Linked DNA regions of Homo sapiens: region 2 is linked to region 1. A link is an interaction called in ENCODE POLR2A ChIA-PET data of the cell type or tissue named here. Cell type or tissue: OCI-LY7. All regions are shown on one strand.

Region 1 (4,000 bases):
AGCTGGGCATGGTGGCATGTGCCTGTAGTCCCAGCTACTTAGGAGGCTGAGGCGGAAGGATTGCTTGAGCCTGGGAGGTCAAGGTTGCAGTGAGCCAAGATCATGCCACTGGACTCTAGCCTTGGCAATAGAGTAAGACCCTGTCTCAAGAAAAGAAGGGAAAGGGAAAGGGAAAGGAAAAGGAAAAAGAAAAGAAAAGAAAGGAAGGCAGGCAGGCAGATGTGATGCTTATCAAGCCAGAGGCAGAAGGTACAAGAGCAATCTGAAACACTTGTTACTGTTTTCATGGTCATCTTGGGCTTAACTGGTGATAAAAATAAGAGATGACAAGACTAAAATTCCTGTATTTAAGTATCTGAGTCAAGAATCAAACTAGCTTCTTTTCAGTAAAGGATGCAGTATGGAGTAGAGTCAGAATGTGGCTAGCAGATAAGCAAGCACATCATTGTCAAGAACATGTACTTTGTGATCCTGGGGAGTACAGCAGTGTATTAAACTCAACGGTTTAAATAGCCATTCCAAATTACAATGGAAAGCAAAGGCAAAATATTCAAATTTTTGTCTCTCCAAGTGCAAATGTTAAAAAGCCACAAAATCCTATGACAAAATCCGTGAGAGGATTCCCTCTCCAAACCAACAAAAAAACCGAGCCAGCTCTAACACCTCCTGACAAGGCCATCTCACATATTCCTAATGAACTCCTTCCCTGGTAACCACTCAACACTCCTCAGGAAACTTACTGGTCAAGCCTAAATCTTTAATGCTTTAGCTTTAACTCACTTCCTAGCAAGGTTAGAGAGCATAATTGATTATTAGTTTACAGAATAACTGAAGGCTGTTAGTAAGCAAATGTTTGGTTTTATCCATCTACACACTAAATAACCTCTTTGAGTATTATTGTCCATTTTAAAAACCTCCTTAACTAGGTTCTGAGCAATTCTTCTGCAAAACAATACTACAGTGACAAAATGCTTAAACTAGAAAATAAAAGACTTATCACATATTAAATACTTGAATAGAACCATTTAGAACAAATTCAACATAAAATAAAACAACAGTCCTATATTTTCTACAGTAATACTACTTCCCATGCAAAATTTTCACAACGCTTTATCCTCTAATTTATGGATCATATTTAGGATTATAATACAACATTGGCAATGTTGGCTCTAATGTCTTGTGTTTTCTTTTAAAAATGATAAATTTGGGGGATGGAGGGTGAGAGTGGGAAAGGATGCCTTAGAATTTCACTAACCAATACTGATTCAAAAAGGCCACATAGGTGTGCACCTGTAATCGCAGCTACTTGGGAGGCTGACGCAGGAGAATCACTTGAACCTGGGAGAGGGAGGTTGCAGTGAGCCAAGACTGCGCCACTGCACTCCAGCCTGGGCGACAGATTGAGACTCCATCTCAAAAAAGAAAAAAAAAAAAAAAGTCACATAAAGCTGGCTATGTTTCATAAAGCTTATTACCCCAGATTTTTCTTTTAATTTCATTTGTTGACACAAAGGGACTCTTGTTTGTTTTTTTGTTTGTTTTTTTTTTTTTTTGAGACAGAGTCTCGCTCACTGGCGCGATCTCGGCTCATTGCAAGCTCCGCCTCCCGGGTTCACGCCGTTCTCCTGCCTCAGCCTCCTGAATAGCTGGGACTACAGGCACCCACCACCACGCCCGGCTAATTTTTTATATTTTTAGTAGAGAAGGGGTTTCACCGTGTTAGCCAGGATGATCTCGATCTCCTGACCTCGTGATCCACCCGCCTCGGCCTCCCAAAGTGCTGGGATTACAGGCGTAAGCCACGGCGCCCGGCTCAAAGGGACTCTTTATTGAGCACAAACTTTGGCCATAAAGCCTATCCTCTGTTTGGGCTGTCCTTTCATATGCTTAAAATAACCCTTTGACCCACAACTCTGCAACTGTCTTCTGTGTTTAACCACAGCGGAAGGAGGGGAGAGAAAGAGAGAAAGAGGAAGAGGGAGAGCAAGCACTCAAGAATGAACACATATGGCAGACATTAAAATTGGCAATGGCTCCTTGAAGGGCAATTAAATAATAAATAAGAAACCCAGTAGCACTGAACATTGCCTGCCAGAGAAGTTCAAAACATCTTCATAAGTAAACCTGTGTTCACCACTCATTCCCACACTTTCTGTGGCTTTCTTACAATTATCATTGATACTGCTCCTTTACTTCAAGAGACCTGGAATCCCAGAAATAGCTTCTCTGTAGCAAAAGATCACCCAACTTCCTTCCTAAGGAACCACTGGCCCCAATTAAAATTTTATATTTTCCTGAAAACTGTGCTGATTATTTTCCATTTGTCCTTTCCTATTCATTATCTTCCCTTCTCTGTCTTATTCCATGTCCTGTGGGGCTGTTCTCAAAAAATTGTGTCACTCCTTACAGTTGGGTTCAGGCAAGAGGAGAGAGAGGTTATTATATTAATTCTTCTGATATTTCCAATATTTTCTATGTAGGGTATCGTTTCTTCATTTCCTATTTTATTTACTGGTCTCAATCACTATTTCTTCTGGTTCACAAAGCCAACAGTACACACATAAAGCTAAGTCTCTTCAGACTGCCGAAGCATAGAATCACCAAATACAAACTCCAAGGTTGAGCAGAGCAAGGCCTGTCATCATGCCTAGGTTGGTAAGAAGGTTGCCCTCCAAGTATTAAATAATAGGATAAGCTAGAACCAATATTTGATATTTTCTATTACCATTTGATACTGATTTTTTTTTTTTTTTTTTTAGATGGAGTTTCGCTCTGTTGCCCAGGCTGGAGTGCAGTGGCGTGATCTCGGCTCACTGCATCCTCTGCCTCCCAGGTTCAAGCAATTCACCTGCCTCAGCCTCCCAAGTAGCTGGGACTACAGGCGTGTGCCACCATGCCCAGCTAATTTTTTGTATTTTTAGTAAAGATGGGGTTTCACTATGTTAGCCAGGATGGTCTCAATCTCCTGACTTCGTGATCCACCTGCCTCGGCCTCCCAAAGTGCTGGGATTACGGGCGTGAGCCACCGTGCCTGGTCTTGAAATATCTTATATGGTAGCACTTTGATATCTTAAGAATGCAAGGAAGGGAAGGAGGGAGGGAGGGAGGTAGGCAGAAGAGTAGGAGAAGGAGGAGGAAGAACAACAACATCAACAACTAAGATGAGATTTCATTAAGAATTTGCTCTTTAATTAGATCCCGTTTGTCAATTTTTGCTTTCGTTTCAATTGCTTTTGGTGATTTCGTCATGAAATCTTTGCCCATGACCATGCCCTGAATGGTACTGCCTAGATTTTCTTCTAGGGTTTTTACAGTTTTGGGTTTTACATTTAAGTCTTTAATTCATCTTGAGTTTTTTTGTTTTTTTTTTTTCTTTTTTTTAGACAGAGTCTCACACTGTCGCCCAGGCTGGAGTGAAGAAGTGCCATCTCAGCTCACAGCAACCTCTGCCTGCTGTGTTCAAGCAATTCTCATGCCTTAGCCTCCCAAGTAGCTGGGACTACAGGCGCATGCCAACATGCCTGGCTAATTTTTGCATTTCTAGTAGAGATAGGGTTTCACCATTTTGGCCAGGCTAGTCTTGAATTTCTGATCTCAAATGATCCACCTGCCTCAGCCTCCCAAAGTGCTGGGATTACAGGCATGAGCCACCATGCCCAACCTCATCCTTTTTTTTTTTTTTTTTTGAGATAGAGTCTCGCTCTGTCTCCCAGGCTGAAGTGCAGTGGCACAATCTTGGCTCACTGCAACCTCTGTCTCCTGGGTTCAAGCAATTCTCCTGCCTCAGCCTCCTGAGTAGCTGGGACTACAGGCATGTGCCACCATGCCTAATTTTTTTGTATTTTTAGTAGTGATGGGGTTTCACCATGTTGGTCAGGCTGGTCTCAAACTCTTGACCTCAAATGATCTGTCTGCCTCAGCCTCCCAAAGTGTTGGGATTACAGACATGAGCCACTACGCCCGGCCCCCTGGCCTCATCTTGAGTTAATTTTTATATAAG
Region 2 (4,000 bases), 150 kb after region 1:
CTGAATAGAGGAAAACTAAAAGACTTTCCTCTAATATCTGGAACACCACAAGTATGCCCACTTACACCACAATTATTCAACATAATACTGAAAGTCTTAGCTAAAGCAATCAAACAAGAGAGAAATAAAGGGCATCCAAATTGGAAAGGAAGAAGTCAAACTGTTCTTTTTTGCAGATGATATAATCTTGTATTTGGAAAAACCTACTCTACCAAAAAAACCATTACAACTGATACATTCAGTAAAGTTGCATGATACAAAATTAACATACGAAAATCAGCAGTATTTCTATATGCCAAGGGTGAACAATCTGAAAAAGAAATCAAGAAAGTAATCCCATTTACAACAGCTACAAATAAAATTAAATACCTAGGAATTATCTTAACCAAAGAAGTGAAAGCGCTCTATAATGAAAACTATTTTAAAACAATAGTGAAAGAAATTGAAGGTAACACCAAAAAAAATGAAAAGATATTCCATGTTCATGGATTGGAAGAATCAATATTGTTGAAATGTCTATACTATGCAAAGCAATCTACAGATTCAATGCAATCCCTATCAAAATACCAATGACATTCTTCACAGAAACAGAAAAACAATCCTAAAATGTATAATGAACCATAAAAGACCCAGAATCGCCAAAGCTATCCTGAGCAAAAAGAACAAAACTGGTGGAATCACATTACCTGACTTCAAATTATACTACAGAGCTATAGTAACTGATATGGTTTGGCTGTGTCCCCATCCAAATCTCATCTTGAATTCCCATGGGTTGTGGGAGGGACCCAGTGGCAGGTAATTGAATCATGGGGGCAAGTCTTTCCCATGCTGTTCTCGTAATAGTGAATACATCTCATAAGATCTGATGGTTTTATAAAGGAGTTTCCCTGCACAAGCTCTCATTCTTCTCTTGTCTACCTTCATGTGAGATGTGCCTTTCACCTTCCGCCATGACTGTGAGGCCTCCCCAGCCACGTGGAACTGTAAGTTCATTAAAACCTCTTTCTCTTTCCAGTCTCGGGTATGTCTTTATCAGCAGTGTGAAAATGGACTAATACAGTAACCAAAACAACATGGTACTGGCATAAAAACAGACACACAGACCAGTGGAACAGAATAGAGAACCCAGAAACAAATCCATCCATGTACAGTGAACTCATTTTCGACAAAAGTGCCAAAACAGAGAAAAGACAGTCTCTTCAATAAGTGGTGCTAGGCAAACTGGATATCAACATGCAGAAGATCTGAAACTAGACCCCTATCTCTCGCCATGTACAAAAATCAAATCAAAATGGATGAGAGACTTAAATCTAGGACCTCAAACTATGAAACTACAAGAAAACATTGGGGAAACTCTTCAGGCCATTGGACTGGGCAAAGATTCCTTGAGTAAATACCCCACAAGTACAGGTAACCAAAGCAAAAGTGGACAAATGGGATCACATTAAGTTAAAAGGCTTCTGCACAGCAAAGGAAGCCATCAACAAAGGGAAGAGACAATCCACAGAATGGGAGAAAATATTTGTAAACTATCCATCTGACAAGAGATTAATAACCAGGATAAAAGGGGCTCAAACAACTCTACAGGACAAATCTAATAACCCAATTTTAAAATGGGCAAAAAAAGCTGAACAGACATTTCTCAAAAAAAGAAATAAAAAAGGCAAACATACATGAAAAGATGCTCAACATCATTGATCATCAAAGAAATGCAAATCAAAACTATAGTGAGACATCATCCTACCCCAGTTAAAATGACTTATATCCATAGGCGTGGGCAAGGACTTCATGTCCAAAACACCAAAAGCAATGGCAACAGAAGACAAAATTGACAAATGGGATCTAATTAAACTAAAGAGCTTCTGCACAGCAAAAGAAACTACCATCAGAGTGAACAGGCAACCTACAACATGGGAGAAAATTTTCGCAACCTACTCATCTGACAAAGGGCTAATATCCAGAATCTACAATGAACTCAAACAAATTTACAACAAAAAAACAAACAACCCCATCAAAAAGTGGGCGAAGGACATGAACAGACACTTCTCAAAAGAAGACATTTATGCAGCTAAAAAACACATGAAGAAATGCTCATCATCACTGGCCATCAGAGAAATGCAAATCAAAACCACTATGAGATATCATCTCACACCAGTTAGAATGGCAATCATTAAAAAGTCAGGAAACAACAGGTGCTGGAGAGGATGTGGAGAAATAGGAACACTTTTACACTGTTGGTGGGACTGTAAACTAGTTCAACCATTGTGGAAGTCAGTGTGGCGATTCCTCAGGGATCTAGAACTAGAAATACCATTTGACCCAGCCATCCCATTACTGGGTATATACCCAAATGAGTATAAATCATGCTGCTATAAAGACACATGCACACGTATGTTTATTGCGGCACTATTCACAATAGCAAAGACTTGGAACCAACCCAAATGTCCAACAATGATAGACTGGATTAAGAAAATGTGGCACATATACACCATGGAATACTATGCAGCCATAAAAAATGATGAGTTCATATCCTTTGTAGGGACATGGATGAAATTGGAAACCATCATTCTCAGTAAACTATCGCAAGAACAAAAAACCAAACACCGCATATTCTCACTCATAGGTGGGAATTGAACAATGAGATCACATGGACACAGGAAGGGGAATATCACACTCTGGGGACTGTGGTGGGGTCGGGGGAGGGGGGAGGGATAGCATTGGGAGATATACCTAATGCTAGATGACACATTAGTGGGTGCAGCGCACCAGCATGGCACATGTATACATATGTAACTAACCTGCACAATGTGCACATGTACCCTAAAACTTAGAGTATAATAAAAAAAAAAAAATGACTTATATCCAAAAGACAGGCAATAACAAATTCTGGTGAGGATACAGAGAAAAGGGAACCCTTGTACACTGTTGGTGGGAAGGTAAATTAGTACAACCACTATGGAAAACAGTTTGGAGTTCCTCAAAAAACTAAAAATAGGCCGGGCGCGGTGGCTCACATGGGAGTGCAGATATCTCTTCGATATCCTGATTTTGTTTCTTTTGGGAATATACCTAGCAGTGGGATTGCTGAATTATATGCTAGCTCTATTTTTAGTTTGTTTTTTTGAGATGGAGTCTTGCTCTGTTGCCCAGGCTAGAGTGCAGTGGCGTGATCTCGGCTCACTGCAATCTCTGCCTCCCAGGTTCAAGTGATTCTCCTGCCTCAGCCTCCTGAGTAGCTGGGGTTACAGGTACCTGCCACCATGCCTGGCTAATTTTTGTATTTTTAGTAGAGACGGGGTTTCACCATGTTGGACAGGCTGATCTCGAACCCCTGACCTCGTGATCCACCCGCCTCAGCCTCCCAAAGTGCTGGGATTACATTCTGGCCTATTCTCACTTACTTGTGGGAGCTAGAAATTAAAACAATTGAACTCAGGGAGAAAGAGGGTAGACAGATGGTTACCAGAGGCTGGGAAGGATAGTGGGAGGTGGGGGCAGTGGAAGTGGGGATCACTAATGGGTACAAAAATATAGAAAGAATAAATAAGACGTAGTACTTGATAGCATGACAGGGTGGCTATAGTCAGTAATAATTTAATTGTATATTTTACAGTAACTAAAAGAGTGTAATTGATTGTTTCTAACACAAAGGATAAATACTTGAGGTGATGGATATCCCATTTCCCCTGATATGATTATTAGACATTGAATGCCTATATCAAAATATCCATCCACATTTTAAAAAATTATAGCAGAAGTGATGCTATGCCAATTTTCTGGCTCAAGTCTTAGGAAACTGACAACTTCCCCTTTGTCTCTCTTAGAACCTAGGCACTGTGCTAAAAACAGCTTATGAAGAACCATGTCAAAAGAACTCTGTCCTTCACCCCTCAGTCTTGGCTGAGCTCCCAGTCAATAGCAAGCATTAAACTGCCAGTCAGATGAATGAGACATGTTAGAAGTAGATCCTTCAGCCCCTAGTCAAGCAAACACCTTAAGG

Evidence for each region. Peaks named below come from ENCODE experiments on the same cell type or tissue, not always from the same donor. Only the 100,000 strongest peaks of a DNase experiment are listed, where the experiment ranks them.
Region 2: POLR2A ChIA-PET joins it to region 1 with 5 read pairs; 3 of 35 experiments call an interaction of 5 or more read pairs at or near these places.

What each region holds. Positions count from the first base shown.
Region 1 is chr2:62,127,708-62,131,707 of GRCh38, reverse strand. The region is part of intron 2 of COMMD1 (copper metabolism domain containing 1); the gene reads right to left. Among named protein-coding and RNA genes, the nearest start is that of B3GNT2, 66 kb to the left of the region's middle. RefSeq lists an enhancer at 2,008-2,057 and a silencer at 1,908-2,108. In OCI-LY7, no CTCF peak of the experiment used is centred here; a DNase peak (open chromatin) is centred at 1,937; H3K4me3 peaks cover 2,457 bases; H3K27ac peaks cover 2,770 bases.
Region 2 is chr2:61,978,600-61,982,599 of GRCh38, reverse strand. The region is part of intron 1 of COMMD1 (copper metabolism domain containing 1); the gene reads right to left. Among named protein-coding and RNA genes, the nearest start is that of COMMD1, 75 kb to the right of the region's middle. In OCI-LY7, no CTCF peak of the experiment used is centred here; a DNase peak (open chromatin) is centred at 3,849.